2 separate regions of the Homo sapiens genome follow, and region 1 is linked to region 2. Evidence: chromatin loops called from intact Hi-C (ENCODE). Cell type or tissue: B cell. All regions are shown on one strand.

The links. A loop is a pair of places that touch in the nucleus more often than their neighbours do. Peaks named below come from ENCODE experiments on the same cell type or tissue, not always from the same donor. Only the 100,000 strongest peaks of a DNase experiment are listed, where the experiment ranks them.
Region 1: it touches region 2 in a loop (10-fold over the local background); 1 of 110 quality-filtered maps calls a loop at or near these places.

The regions. Positions count from the first base shown.
Region 1 is chr9:36,922,725-36,930,724 of GRCh38, reverse strand. It overlaps PAX5 (paired box 5), which reads left to right. Exons shown (of 10, transcript NM_016734.3): 7 at 7,241-7,370. Among named protein-coding and RNA genes, the nearest start is that of MIR4476, 33 kb to the right of the region's middle. RefSeq lists enhancers at 925-1,064, 1,594-1,643. In B cell, no CTCF peak of the experiment used is centred here; no DNase peak of the experiment used is centred here; H3K27ac peaks cover 5,030 bases.
Region 2 is chr9:36,467,056-36,475,055 of GRCh38, reverse strand. It overlaps a transcript of RNF38 not described here. Among named protein-coding and RNA genes, the nearest start is that of RNF38, 71 kb to the right of the region's middle. In B cell, no CTCF peak of the experiment used is centred here; a DNase peak (open chromatin) is centred at 3,945; H3K4me3 peaks cover 1,095 bases; H3K27ac peaks cover 2,691 bases.

The sequences.
Region 1 (8,000 bases), 460 kb before region 2:
CAGCTAGGGACTAGAATTAAAATTTCATTTTACTCATGGTGAAAATGAGATTCATAGAACTGGCCCAGCTCACCTACAGCCACACAAGTGAGAAAGGGGCAGAGCTGGGACAAAAACCCTGTGTTATCACTCCTAGTTCAGTCTTTTTTCCCCCACTGGGTCAAAGGCTATCAATGATGCAGATAAAAATGAACTAAGGGCCAGGCGCAGTGGCTCACGCCTGTAATCCCAGCACTTTGGGAGGTTGGGGTGGGTGGATCAATTGAGCTCAGCAGTTCAAGACCAGCTTGAGCAACATGGTGAAACCCCATCTCTACAAAAAATTAAATAATTAGGTGCTGGGTGTGGTGGCGTGTGCCTGTAGTCCCAGCTACTTGGGAGGCTGAGGTGGGAGGATCCCTTGGGCCTGGGAGGTTGAGGCAGCAGTGAGCCATGATTGTGACACTGCACTCCAGCCTGGGTGAGAGAGCAAGACCTTGTCTCAAAAAAAAAAAAAAAAAAAAAAAAAGGACATCCATCCCTATCCCTGTACCTCAGTTTTTCTATGTTGGGAAAGATGACCCTGACTGTCCTTCTATTATAGTTCTGATATTTCAGAGGACAAGCTGTTCCATCATCTAGAACATGGTGTCTGTGAGGATGGTGCACACACCTTGAGCTGGTGGTCTTGACCTTGAGGTCTTATAAGAGTCTGTGGCAGCTGGGTGTGGTGTCTCATGCCTGTAAATCCCAGCACTCTGGGAGGCTGAGGTGGGTGGATCATCTGAGGTCAGAAGTTCAAGACCAACCTGACTAACATGGTGAAACCCCATCTCTACTCAAAATACAAAAATGAGCTGGGCATGGTGGTGGGTGCCTGTGATCCCAGCTACTCAGGAGGTTGAGACGGGAGAATCACTGAAACAGGGAGGTGGAGGTTGCAGTGAGCCGAGATTGCACCATTTCACTCCAGCCTGGGCAACAGAGCGAGACTCTGTCTCAAAAAGAAAGATTCTGTGGCAGCAGGCAGAGGAAGTTTTATCCCAATGGTTGCATTGCAGTGGGAAATCTGTGAATTGCTGACTTCAGTTCATTTCTGTTCCTGGGTCATGGTCAAGGACAGCACCAGGGTGCCCTGATGAAGAGGGAGAAGAAGCCTAAAATGACATCCTAAGAAAGAACCCCAAGGGCTCAGAAAAAGTAGGAAATGTAGAACACAGCTGTTGCCTGTGATTCTTAGGGGCTGGGGTTGGCGGGGGCAATGTACCCAAGTATGTAGGTGCACCAACACACTTACACATCTGTGACTGCGTGTGTACCTCTGCACCCCGCCACTCAGCCTTTGGCTTCGAAAAAACTGAGAAATGGAAGTAGAATGCCGTTGTTACCAGGAAAAGAGGCACCAGGAATTCCTTTCCTCTTCTCTTTCTTTCTCTCTCTCTCTCTCTCATCCATCCTTCCTTCCTTCCTTCCTTCCTTCCTTCCTTCCTTCCTTCCTTCCTTCCTTCCTCCTTCCTTCCTTCTTCCTTCCTTCCTTCCATCTTTCTTTTTCTGTCAGTTCACCTTTCCCAGCCTTCACTTTCACAAAGAACTTGAGGTGGCCTGCAAAATAAGCAAGTATGTGTATCTAAGTTAAGTTTGGAAAAAAAGTTCAGAAATTACATAGAGAAAAGGGGAAGATCATTGTGGCAGGAGCCAGCAATGATGTGCTTATGGTGGTTGAACACTGAATTTGACCGAGTTTCCTGGCAGTCAAAGCCAAAAGAGACATGCAGTGGTTTCCAGTGTTCTTGTTGTTTAGTCAGAGGCAGATTAATGACTCACCAGGGGAAACACTTTACTGGTGTTGAATTGTAGGAGGGATTGATAAGGAATTTGAATATTCTAGTGGGCAGTGTCCCCAGAGGTTTTAAACAATCTTCTTTTTATGGCTGTTTTCTTTTTTTGCCTCGTAAAAGTGTTGAATGCCTGATATTCCATCAGAGACTGGTGAAAGCACCACCCAGGGGCTTTAATATGTTGGATAGGGATGTGGCTTTCTGGTGACCTGACTCGATGTGGGGTAGAGGTGGAAGGAGGGAAGGGGATGTTAGCGTATCACTTAGTGCTCTTGTTCAAACACTTCCCAGTTAATTTTTGAGTGTTGTAGCTCATAACATGCTACTGAACCATTATTCATTCATTCATTCAACAAGCACTTAGGGGGCACTAAGGATGTTCCATGTTCCACACTGTCAAGGCAACCTGGAGGGAGATAGACAAACAGCCACTCTACATGGTGATAATGGAGGTCTGTGCAAAAAGCCACCAAGTATGGAAGCATAGACAAGGGAGAGATTGTTTCTTTGTAGGAGTGTGGAGTTCAGGAATGGCTCCACCAAGGAGGTGACATGTGAACTGGGTCTTGTGGATAATGTAAGAGTTCTCTAAGTCACGGAGTGAGAGGGACCCTCCAGGCGGAGGTAGGACAGTGTCTGGAATGGCTGAGGAGCTGTGGTGTAGCAATGTTCCAGGGAACCCAAGAGATTGGGGAGAATGCAGTTGCCTTTAAAAATCACGGACACCTCAAAAGGACAAACGGTGATGAGGACTTAGGGAACAATTAAACACCAAAACTAAATGACAGCTTCCCCTGGCTCATGCAGGAGCAGAGTAAGAACTGAGGGAATCCCACCAAAGAAGAGAGGCTGGGCTCTGGGCAAGCCCTGCAAGGTGGTTATGGTGAAAGGCCCAGATATCTGGGTGCAGTGGCTCATGCCTGTAATCCCAGCACTTTGGGAGGCCGAGGCAGGTGGATCACTTGAAGCCAGAAGTTCAAGACCAGCCTGGCCAACATGGCGAAACCCTGTCTCTACTAAAAATACAAAAAATTAACTGGGTGTGGTGGCATGTGTCTGTAATCCCAGCCACTTGGGAGGCTGAGGCAGGAGAATCGCTTGAACCCGGGGGGCGGAGGTTGCAGTGAGCCAAGATCGTGCCACTGCACACCAGCCTGGGTGACAGAGCAAGACTTTGTCTCAAAAAAAAAAAAAAGAAAAAGAAAAAGGAAAGGCACAGATGGTGAAGTGCAGCTAAGGACTCGTTTCCAAGTGTCCCGCCGTCCCCCAGGGCCTGGCTTATAGGGAGGTTTGCTTTGCTTTCTGGGAGCCAGTGGTGGTTGGATGCCTGGATTTTCGGACCTCCCGCTGCATGTATAACATAAGTTGAAGATTTCTTGTCTTAAAAAGATGATCCAAACCTAACTTTTGAAGTGGCTGAACGAGCTTTGTTTGATACTGAATTTGTTGACTAAAACAAAAATCAAATAGCAACATAAGCCTCTTCCATCTGGAAATTAAATATGTAAGGGGCAGGATATATCCCTGTTGACCACCCTTTTTGTGGTTCTTTTAAACCCAGGTTGGCTCTGCTTTCTTGGGGGAAGTAAAGGCATTCCCTTGCAGACCCAGCAGCCCAGCCCATGTCAGAGAGAAGAGGCTGAGGTCTAGGAATGTGCCAGGCCCCAGGGTGGGCTGGGGAGGGGTGCAGGGATGCTGACTCTTGGCTGGGATGCTGCCTGGCCCTAGGAAGAGCACTCCTTCCTTCATTCACCCAGTGTTCATTGTGCAAGCCCTTCACAATCGAGTTCCAGCTAGTCTACCATTCCATCTTTCCCCTTTACGCTTGCACCCCCTCTAACTATTGCATGTGCCCTGTTTCTGGGTCACTCTTGTCCTATTACCTCTGAGCCTGACTTCGGCTGTTCTCAGTCTTGGGAGTTAGGGATTGTTCACTCCCAGGTTAAATACAGCCTGCACCAAGAAACCCTTCCTGACCACTTCACGCCCCATATACATTAATGACTCTGTGCTCTTGTCCCTCTTGGATGGAATTTCTGGGCCAATGTGTCTTCTCTTGGTGTTTGTGGGTGAGGGTCAAAGAGTGTGTCTGGTCTTCACACATCATGTTGCACACAACAGGGCTCAGTAAAGGTTGAACGAATGCACGCCCACCATTCACTAGGGCATTCGGGAACACAGAGAGGAGGGCGGAACTGGGACCTACCCCTGGGGGCCCAGAAACTCTAGAAGATGCCATCTAGGAAAAGACCCTTGTCAGAGGCATTTTGACCTGCCGTCTTTGCACACAGCAATGAACTGAAGGAGTTGCTTCCAGTGAGTGGAATTCTAAATTCATGCCCGATTCATTCTCAGAAAATTAGGAGGCTAATGCCACGACCAAGTCTTGTTCTACAGAAGAGGAAGTCTAGACAGCAACCTTTTTCCAATAGCTCTTGCTGCATGGAATGAAGCAGTATTTTCCAAACTTTGCTGGCTGTAACCTAGATCAAGAAGTACATCTTAATCTCTACCTCGTACACACATACCCACTGACATGGGAAACAAAGATTCACAAAACAGGACTTATCCTTTCTATGTGGGAGACCCTTGGATATTTTTTTTTCAGTTTCATTTATAAAAATGTTGGGACCAGCAAGTTGATTTCACTGTGTTTTAATGGATCAGGTACTGAGAGTATAAAGATCATTAGGGTCATTGTCAAGGTTTTGGAGTCAGAAGGACCCAGGTTTGAATCCTGGCTTGGGCACCTAGAAGCTGTATGAACTTAGTTAGGCAAGTCATTCCTGCGCTATCATAAAAGCCTCAGTTTCTTCATCTGTAAAATGGGGATGTCATAGAGCCTGCTTCAAGGGGTGACTGTGAGGATTAAATGGGATAGTACAGCTAAAGCTCCTGGTACAGAGTGAATGCTCAGTGAGTGTGAGATTTTGATGCAATTGTGAAGACTGTGGTTGTTATTGTTCTGGCACCACTTGGCGGGGCCAGCAGAATGAGGGTGGGACTCACACTTCCTGGGGAATGGTGGTTATGAAAGACTTCTTGGAGGAGGAGGCACTGAGACAGGGCAGCAGGATGACTGGGTCCCACCACTAACCCCACAGTGAGCAGGAACTCTGCGTGAGCATCCCAGGCCAGAAAAGGCACTCTTCCTTCCATGAAGGGCAGACTTGTTCCCAAGGATTTTTGGCTGGACCTAGAGCTCGCCACGTTGGATGCCTTTGCCTTCCACATTTAGGTCTCTAATCCACCTGGAATTGATTTTTGTGTCTGGTGTGAAGATCCAATTTCTTTTTTCCCCTGTTTCTGAATGGATAACCAGTTACCCCTGCTCTGTTTATTAAAGAGTCCATCCTTTCCTGCTGATTTGTACACCATCTCCTTCATATATCACGGTTCCATATGTGCACGGACCAGGGTCTGGACTGGATTCTGTTTCATTGGCCTATTTATCTACCCCTGTGCCAATACCACCCTGTCTTAATTACTGTAGCTCTGTAGCGATTCCTGATGCCTGGTAAGCCTGTCCCCCTGGCCTTGTTCTTCTCCCTTAGAAGGACCTGGGCTTGCTTTGGGCCTGTGCTCTTCTCCACATGTTTCAGAACCAGCCTTTGATGAATGAGGATCAAAGAGCCCTGGGGAACTCTGGACATGCTGTCCTCAGCACGAATCATCTAGAGCCTGGGCCTGCAGCACCTCCTGGACTCGCTGCTGCCATCACCCCCAGTCAAAACTTTAGCTGCCCAGGAAGTAATCTCTGATTTGAAGGGAAAGACACCAGGAATGTGCCTGAGTCCCAGCCCCTTCTGCCTGCCACCCAGTGGCTCCTTTGGTTTCCCTCCCAGTGGCTCAGTCCTCATCATTTTACTCAGGGTGCCTGCAGCTCCTTCCAGAAGACTGCTTGCTTCTGTGTCCCTCCCTGACAAGGACATAACCCTGGACCAACATGGGTGTGTCCTCCATCAGCAATGCCAGCGTCCTGGAGGAAACTCCCCACATAAAATCTTCACATGCACAAACAAATTTGTTGGCTTAAGTGTTTGCAAATTCCCTCCTCCCTCCCTCCCTTTCTCTCCCTTCCTTCTTTCTTTCCTTCCTTCCTCCCTCCCTCCCTCCCTTTCTCTTTTCCTTCCTTCCTTCCTTCCTTCCTTCCTTCCTTCCTTCCTTCCTTCCACCTCTTTCTTTTTTTTGACAGAGTCTTGCTCTGTCACCCAAGCTGGAGTACAGTGGCATGATCATGGCTCACTGCAGCCTCGATCTCCTGGGCTCAGTCGATCTTCCCGCCTCAGCTTCCCGAGTAGCTGGGACTACAGGTGAAAGCTACCACACCTGGCTAATTTTTGTATTTTCTGTAGAGACAGGGTTTCACCATGTTTCCCAAGGTGGTCTTGAACTCTTAGATTCAAATGATCCACCCGCTTTGGCCTCCCAAAGTGTTGGAATGACATGCGTGAGCCACTGCACCCAGCCGCATATATTTTCTTTACCTGAAAATAGGCCCTGGGGTGGGGTGGGAGGAAGAGACTTGTCACTCATGCTTATAATTTAGTCTATCCTTCAGTTGAAAGATCCAGGTTGGTGCCTTTGCTGCCTTCTCTGGAGACCATTCTGACAGTGGCTTGGATGACAAGGAAATGACTCATTGCAAACTCTGATTTCGTGAAATGGCTTAAAGAAAGGAGCGTGACTCATGGGCTAAATACACATGGTTGGTGTGGACTTGGTAAATTAGATATGTGCACCCTGTGGTTTTCAGCATACAGGTGTTTACCTGCTTCTAGAATTCAAAAACACTTGCCAAATGGTGGCTCAGTTAGTTTGCCATATTGGATTAGGGTGGGAATTCATGGTGACCCACCCCAATTGGTATTCTTCCCTGTTGGTGGTGGGTAAAGCCCTCCTCCCCTTGAGCCTCAGTTTATTCATCTGTGAAATGAGGATTTGGAATGGATGATCTCCCAGATTCCTCTTAACCCTTGTTTCTGTGATTCTACCTTTGTGGTTTAAGAGCACAGAAATCAGAAACCGTTCTTTCCATTCTCTTGGCAAGAAGACACTTATTTCTGCCTTGCTTTTGGTTACGGACCCTCCATCCCTGCACTGAGGAGTGTGGGGTCTCTGGCCAACTGGAGCTGGGTGAGGGCAACATGCAGGCCAGAGGGAGCAAAGTTTGGATTCTTGTGAAGTTGCACTGAGTCCTGCCCACCTCCTCTCCTGGGAAGAATTGTTGATTCTGGACAACTGTCTCGTTCCACCAAGCTGACTCTGCCCTTTCAACACTGGAAGTGTTCATGAGCCCCTTGTGGGCCTTGGCACAGGCATGGACTAACTCAGCTTGGTGGCTGAGCTCAGAACGTGGAGTTGGCATTTGACTAAGGTACTGTGGAGTCTTGGTGCTGAGACGTCTCTGTTTCTTCTTTCAGACCACAGAGTATTCAGCCATGGCCTCGCTGGCTGGTGGGCTGGACGACATGAAGGCCAATCTGGCCAGCCCCACCCCTGCTGACATCGGGAGCAGTGTGCCAGGCCCGCAGTCCTACCCCATTGTGACAGGTGAGGGCACCTGGGGCATGGGGGATGAGTGAGGGAGAGAGAGAGAGATAGGAGTGTGTGGTGGGAAGAGTGGCTTCTTGGTGTGTTTGGATGTGATTGGCCAATTTTGTTTTAACAAGGTTATGAGGCCTGGGAACAGGTCAGGTGCTGGGGCCAGGGTTGCAGCTGTGATGAGACATGGCTGGATATGATTCCAACAAAGCTGGGGAGAACAAATGCCAAATGGACTGTGGGCTGGAGGGGACTTGGGGTAGGGGGCAGGAAACCTCATGCCAGAGGGGCCCCCGTGGGTGGGGCTGAGTGTTCAGAGGCCTAGGGTTTATTTCTTTCATGAGAAAGGCCACCCTGGTGGGCACCAACCTCAAGGAGGAATGGGATTCCTTGCAGATTGATGTTGGCAGGCAGAATCTGAGTCAAGAAGGGTAGGTGGCGTAAGCTGGATGGTGCATGGTGGATGCCAAGCAGCTTCCCTCTGGAAGTCCCAGGGCCAGACTCTTTAGCTGTCTGTGTAGAGATTGGGAGTGTGGGTCCTGGAGGTGCACTGTTGAGTCTGATCATGCCATTTACTAGCTGTGCAGACTTGGGTGAGTCATGTATGCGTTCTGGGCTGTGGCTTTAAGCTGCACAGCG
Region 2 (8,000 bases):
TCCTGCCTTAGCCTCCTGAGTGGGTAGCTCGGACGACAAGTGCACACAACCATGCCCAGCTAATTTTTTTATTTTTAGTAGACATGGGGTTTCACCATGTTGGCCAGGCTGGTTTTGAACTCCCGACCTCAGGTGATCCGCCTGCCTCGGCCTCCCAAAGTGCTGGGATTACAGGCGTGAGGCACCGCGCCCGGCCCTGTGTGTGATTTTTCTACCTCTGTTCCTTTGATTGTTACTTCAGCCTATAATGCCTCTTTTCCCTTCAGTTCCTTTTCTAAATTCTACCTATTTTTAAATATCTAGATAATAGTGGTCACTTATTGTGTGCTTATTATTTAAGGTTCTATTCTAAGTATTTTATGTGGATTAATTCATTTAATCCTCACTGCAGTCCCCTAAGGGACTCATATTATACTTATTGTACAGATGAAACTGGAGCACACAGGTTAAACAACTCGCTGGAGATGATACAGCTATTAGGAGTGTTACCTGGGATATGAACCCAGGTAGTCTAATTCCAGAATCTGTATTTTTAGCCGTCATGCTTTACTGCATCTTACTTTACAGATAGCCTCCGAAAACACAGCAAGTAGTTTTGATAACAAAAGACTGAATATAAGCAAAGTTGATCACTATTTTAGCTGATGAAGAGAATTTGCAGTCTTTTGTTTTGCCTTTGTCTCTCCTGAGAAATAACTTTGTTTTTTAAGTTCTGAATTACTATGCTAGGGTTTCTTTTTTTTGAGACGGAGTCTTGCTCTGTCGCCCAGGCTGGAGTGCAGTGGCGTGATCTTGGCTCACTGCAAGCTCCGCCTCCCAGGTTCTCGCCATTCTCCTGCCTTAGCCTCCCGAGTAGCTGGGACTACAGGCGCCCGCCACCACGCCCGGCTAATTTTTTGTATTTGTAGTAGAGATGGGGTTTCACCGTGTTAGCCAGGATGGTCTCAATCTCCTGACCTCGTGATCCGCCCGCCTTGGCCTCCCAAAGTGCTGGGATTAGAGGTGTGAGCCACCGCGCCCGGTCTGTGCTAGGGTTTTAAAAATTGAGGGTTTTTTTTTTTTTTTTTCCCGAGATGGAGTCTTGCTCTATTGCCCAGGCTGGAGTGCAGTGGCATGATCTCAGCTCGCTGCAACGTCCGCCTCCCAGGTTCAAGCAATTCTCTGCCTCAGCCTCCTGAGTAGCTGGGATTACAGGTGCCTGCCACCACGCCCGGCTAATTTTTTTGTATTTTTAGTAGAGACGGGGTTTCACCATCTTGGCCAGGCTGGTCTTGAACTCCTGACCTTGTGATCCACCTGCCTCAGCCTCCCAAAGTGCTGGGATTATAGGTGTGAGCCACCGCGCCTGGACAAAAATTGAGTTTTTAAATCATTCATTACTTGGTCACATCAGGAGTAGGAGTACCTGCATCAGAGTGGTACATCAGAGTGGTACACTTATTTATTTATTTATTTAATATCTTTTTTGAGACGGAGTTTCGCTCTTGTTGCCCGAGCTGGTGTGCAGTGGTGCAATCTTGGCTCACTGCAACCTCCACCTCTCAGGTTCAAGCAATTCTCCTGCCTCAGCCTCCCAAGTAGCTGGGATTACAGGTGCGCACCACCATGCCTGGCTAATTTTTTGTATTTTAGTAGAAACGAGATTTTACCATGTTAGCCAGGCTGGTCTTGAACTCCTGACCTCAGGTGATCCGCCTGCCTTGGCCTCCCAAAGTGTTGGGATTATAGGCATGAGCTGCCACGCCCAGCTATTTATTTTTACAAATGGGGTCTCACTATGTTGTCCAGGCTGGACTTGAACTCCTGGGTTCAAGTGATCCTCCTGCCTCAGCCTCCTGAGTAGCTGGAACTATAGGCACCCCCAACTGTGCCCAGCACTGGATTCTCTTTATTTTTTTATTTATTGTGTTTATTTATTTTTTGGAGATGGAGTTTCGCGCTTGTCACCCAGGCTGGAGTGCAATGGCGTGATCTTGGCTCACTGCAGCTTCCGCCTCCTGGGTTCAAGTGATTCTCCTGCCTCAGCCTCCCGAGTAGCTGGGATTAAAGGCATGTGCCACTACGCCTGGCTAATTTTTGTATTATTAGTAGAGACAGAGTTTTAGCATCTTGGCCAGGCTGGTCCTGAACTCCTGACCTCAGGTGATCCACCCACCTCCTGACCTCAGGTGATCCACCCACCTCGGTCTCTCAGAGTGCTGGGATTACAGATATGAGCCACCGTACCCAGCCCTGGATTCTCTATAAATCAGGCATATTTAAGTTACTTCTTAGAAAAGATCCCATGCTCTGTGATTCTCAACATTAGATCTTAACTGAGTGCTTGTTTGGGCACTTAAACAGATGAAGAAAAACTTCTTGGCTGGGCTTGGTAGTTCAGTATCTCATCTGTATTGTGGGCTTAATAGGTATTGGTGGGCCATCCTGGGAACGTACCATTTAGAAAATGATCTATGGCAAAATGGGCTTCTAAGGTCAAAGCCAGATTATATGAACTTTTGGAATAAGGCCTGTTTTTTCTTTGAGTGCTGCTAACTGCTGGCCAGGGATGTCCAATCTTTTGTCTTCTCTGGGCCATGTTGAAAGAATTGTCTTGGACCACACATGAAATACACTTGAAGAAATTTATGAATTTGTGTTGGGCTGCATTGAAAGCCATCCTGGGCTATGGGTTAGAGAAGCTTGGTTTATGGATACCTAGGAAGGAAAAATGAATTCTCTGCCTTTCATAATTACTAAACTGTGGAATTCATAGGAGGAAGACATTGATTCTATACAGGCAGGATAAAAGCTGATTAATCCAGATAATTGAAGAGTTTCTACACACTCACTGTTCTTAGTTTTTAAAATAACCTTAGGTTTAGACCATATCTAGAGATTGATATGTTTGGTGGCTCTTAAGACATTGTTGACTGTCTTTGCTAATGGCAGGAATGTAAGTCAAGAACTCTTGTAATCGAATTATCTAATATTTTTATTAAAACTGCATATATAGTTGAAAACAAATTGTTATTTTAAAATTGTTTTTTTAAAATTGATATTTTAAAGCTTCAAGTAAAAGCTACCATTATTTGCTAAAAAAAAGAAACATTCCTCTTCCCCAAACAAATCCAAGAAGCAAAGCAAGAAGTGAAAAGATTTGACTTTTTAAAGTGAATTTGTAAATTGGATGCGGTGGCTCACCTGTAATCCCAGCTACTTGGGAGGCTGAGGTGGGAGGATGACTTGAGGCCAGATGTTTGAGACCATCCCAGGCAACATAGCAAGACTCCATTTCTAAAAAGAAGTAAAGTAAATTTATGTGCAACTCATAAATTCTGTGTTGAGATAAAAACTGAAGTTACAATTTGACTCTGGAATGTTTAGTTAGTACTATACATCTTTTGAGTCTAATTGACAGGGTGAGTTTTGTTTTGTTATTTTGAGATAAGAGTCACTATTTTGCCCAGGCTGGCCTGGAACTCCTGGGCTCAGGCGATCACTTCAGTCTCTGGAGTAGCTGGGATTACCGCTTCAGAAGTGATTTTGACAAGTTATTCTGGAACTGTGTTGGAGAAGTTTAAAAAAGGTTGGGGTGGGAGTCGAAATCAAACTAGTTTTACCATACCAGGATCTTTTTGTAGCACATTTGAGATGTAAACATGTTTCCTTTTGAAATTTGGTAGAATAGTTATATTATTTTTCCCAATGCTATGTGATTAAAAACACAAGGCTCAAATTTATTTTTAAGGCTTGATTAAAACCTCTTGTTTCTATGGAAGAAAAGTTATTAAATTGAAAGGGGGCTTTAGAAATTTTAATTCCAAGATTGCTTTAAGAAGAGAGAGGCAAGTCAAATTGGATATGGGCCTCACAGAATTGACCTTGCTACTTCCTGGGTCTGGGAAACTGAGGGGGCTATGTTGCATTGGGGCGGGGCGGAAGCCTGGTAGGAGCTAGAAGTGAAACTGGAAGTGCCTTAAAAAAGCACATCGTTGTGTTAGGCTGAGTCAAGCTGGAATGAGCAGTGAGACAGTACAATTCTTAGGCATAAATATGTACGTAGTTCACCTGTAGATTTGCTGGAAGAGCCGACATGTTTGCAGTACCACAGACCAGAGAAGTCTCAGTGGAGGAAAATGAGAGAGAAGCAAAGGGAGAGATGGAGTTAGGGGCCTTCGGGTTCAGATTTTGAAATAAAATCTATGAGTCTTTGAGGGAGGCAGCAGGAAGTTAAAGGTGGAATACTGGAAATAGTTTTCCTTCCTCCATGCTGTATGGAGATGGGGGCTGCTGCATGGAAGTGGGGGCTAGATGTTGGTGAAGGTGTCCTTGTTCGAGCAGAGAAGGTAAGGTATATCCCCTTGGTTGGTTTGTTTTAAGGTGACAGATTCCTGCTACAATATTAGCAATACAAACAAAGGTTAGACAATCTTGTTAATTTTATTATGCCTGGGGTTAAAATTGAAATTCCCTTATTTTAAAAGAAAAATAGCTTATAACATAACAGTGACATCTAAGCGGAATAAATTTCCATGGCAGTTTAATGGTAGTTGTGTGCTTTCTGTCACACACACAACATACTCTTGTCTAACTAGGGCATGCAGTGCTGTTTTTCCCACAGGATTGGTAAGTGATAGATTCATATTCAAAGAGAGAAAAACCACTGCTCTTTCAGTGGGCCTCCCCTACTTCCCATTCCCAGAAACCACTCAGACACTGTGTGGATGGGTGCGAAGCATTATGGATTGGGGCTTATGGTTTGTGGCCCTGAGGTAGACCAGGGGGATCTTGTTAAAATGCCGATTTCTGGCAAGGCATCAGGTGATGGTGAAGAAAGTTTTGAGTACCAGGAGGTAGAGTAGTGGTTCTTAGACTTTAAAAGCTGGACACCCCCACCAGTGCTTTTGATTCACCTCACTGGGTGGGGCCTGCAGATTTCATTTTAAACAGGTTCCTAGGTGATGCTAATGCACATGAAGGGCAGGGTGTGTTCTGAGAGCCACTGTGGTGGAGTAGAAACAACCGAGGAGAATCAAGCCCATCCATCTCATCCTGGCTTCTTGAGCATTATTTCCTTTTTCTTTGTTTTTGTTTTGAGACAGGGTTTCACTCTGTCACTCAGGCTAGAGTGCAGTGGCATGATCCTGGCTCACTGCAGTCTCGATCTCCCCAGGCTCCAGTGACCCTCCCTCCACAGCCTCCCAAGTAGCTGGGACTACAGGTGGGTGCCACTACTCCCGGCTAATTTTTTGTATTTTGTAGTAGAGACGGGTTTTCGCCATGTTGGCCAGGCTGGTCTCAAACTCCTGGGCTCAAGTGATCCACCTGCCTTGGCCTCCCAAAGTGCTGAGATTACAGGTGTGAGCCACCGCACCAGGCTTTGAACATTATATATATTTTTTATTTTTTATTGAGATGGAGTTTTGCTCTTGTTGCCCAGGCTGGAGTGCAATGGCGCCATCTTGGCTCACCACAACCTCCACCTCCCGGGTTCAAGCAATTCTCCTGCCTCAGCCTCCCGAGTAGCTGGGATTGCAGGCATATGCCACCACGCCTGGCTAATTTTTTGTATTTTTAGTAGAGATGGGGTTTCTCCATGTTGGTCAGGCTGGTCTCAAACTCCCGACCTCAGGTGATTCGCCCACCTCAGCCTCCCAAAGTGCTGGGATTATAGGTGTGAGCCACTGTGCCTGGCCCTTGAACATTATTTTCTAACTGAACTGAAAATAGTGGGGGAAAAAAAAGATTGAACAAAGTAGTAGAGTAATACCATTCATGTTAAATGAATAGCACTCCATAAAACACTTCTCTGTATTTTACTGTGATATGTCTCTCTCTCTATATAGAAAGGGCCAACAGTAAACCCCACCTAACTGATAACAAAGATGATTACTTCTGGAGAGAAGGATCCAGGATTATGGAGGGTGGGACTTCAGGTTTCTGTGTAAGGTTTTACTTTTTTGAGATGGACTCTTGCTCTGTCGCCCAGGCCAGAGTCCAGTGGTGCGATCTCAGCTCACTGCAAGCTCCGCCTCCTGGGTTCAAGCAATTCTTCTGCCTCAGCCTCCTGAGTAGCTGGGACTACAGGCACCTGCCACCATGCCCAGCTAATTTTTGTATTTTTAATAGAGACAGGGTTTCACCGTATTGGTCAGGCTGGTCTTGAACTCCTGACCTTGTGATCCACCCGCCTCAGCCTCCCAAAGTGTTGGGATTACAGGTGTGAACCACTGTGCCTGGCCTAATTTTTTTTTATTTTTTGAGACAGAGTTTTGCTCTTGTTGCTCAGGCTGGAGTGCAGTGGCATGATCTCGGCTCACTGCAACCTCTGCCTCCCAGGTTCAAGCAATTCTCATGCCTCGGCCTCCCGAGTAGCTGGGATTACAGGCACCCGCCACCACACCTGGCTAATTTTTGTATTTTTAATAGAGACGGGGTTTCCCTATGTTGGTCAGGCTGGTGTCAAACTCCTAACCTCAAGTGATCCACCTGCCTCGGCCTCCCAAAGTGCTGAGATTATAGGCGTGAGCCACCACGCCAGGCTCATGTATTTAATTTTATAAAAAGTTAAAAGAAATCTGGGCTGGATATCTTTTCTTTACCTCTCCAGATCCATCCTCTACTCTTTTCTACCTGGCTCTTTGCCCCAGATAAAGAACTCTTAGGCCCTCTGGATTGAAGGGCCAGAGAAGGAGGTCAGAATATTTATCCCTTCACCTCTCAGGGTAGCATGTATTATATACCTGGATTCTGCGTTCTGGTAATCTCTGTCTCCTATCTTCTTTGGCACTTCTAGAAGCAATACTTGTTCTGCCTTTTTTTTTTTTTTTTTAAGACAGAACATTGCTCTGCCCAGCAGGCTGGAGTACAGTGGTGCGATCATGGCCCACTGCAGCCTTGAGCTTCTGGGCCCAAGCAGTCTTCCCACCTCAGCCTCTTGAGTAGGGACAACAGGCGTGCGCCACCACAACTGGCTAGTTTCTAAACATTTTTTGTAGAGGTGGAATCTTGCTGTGTTTCCTAGACTAGTCTTGAACTCCTGAGCTCACTCAGTCTTCCCACCTTGGCATCCCAAAGTGCTGGGATTACAGGTGTGAGCCACTGTTGCTCAGCCTTGTTCTGCCTTTACTAGTCCTGATTTCTGTTCCATCCCCATGGTTTCTGTAGCCTCTATTCCCCTACTTTGTAATTATTTCTTTTATAAACAAACCCTTCTCAGATTATTCTGATTTGTATTTGCCATCTCTTTACTTTTGGGACCTGACTGATGGACCCTCCATTCTTATTCCTCTCCCCACTATAATCCCAGAGGTGGTAACAGGTACCATTTTGGTGTGTGTCCACAAATTACCTGTGTGAGAGGCGCAGGCATTTGTGTATAGAGATGATGCATGGAAGTGTACATTAATTGTTGAAAAAGCTATAGTGGGTTTTATTATTGCTGCTAATGGTGTTATTATTGGTAGTGATGTTATATCCCAAATGGCCTGACCCACCCAGTTAGTGACTCTTGAAGCAGAGAGCAGCAGAATCATAATCTGACCTCCTTATTGTCATATTGAGGAAACAGGCCCACAGAGGGCTAGGCTCTTCTCTCAGGCCCCATAGCTCAGAGCTGCAGCCTCCTTGCACTGGGCTGTTTTCTCTTGCTGCATAATTACTCTCCTTAATTAGTGATATTCAAAGTATTTTGAATATATACTCTGAAAATCTTGAAAAATTTTAAGTAGACATCTAATTTTTTTCATAATTTTAAATAGTTGGAAAAGATAATTTCACTATTACTGTTACCCATATATGTATGTGTGTGTATATGTGTGTGTGTGTGTATATATATATATTATATATATATATATGTAATAGCAATCAGATTAGTTGCAGTTGTTTTTTTTTTTGAGACGGAGTCTCGCTGTGTCGCCCAGGCTGCAGTGCAATTGTGTGATCTCGGCTCACTGCAACCTCCACCTCCTGGGTTCAAATGATTCTCCTGCCTCAGCCTCCTGAGTAGCAGGGATTAC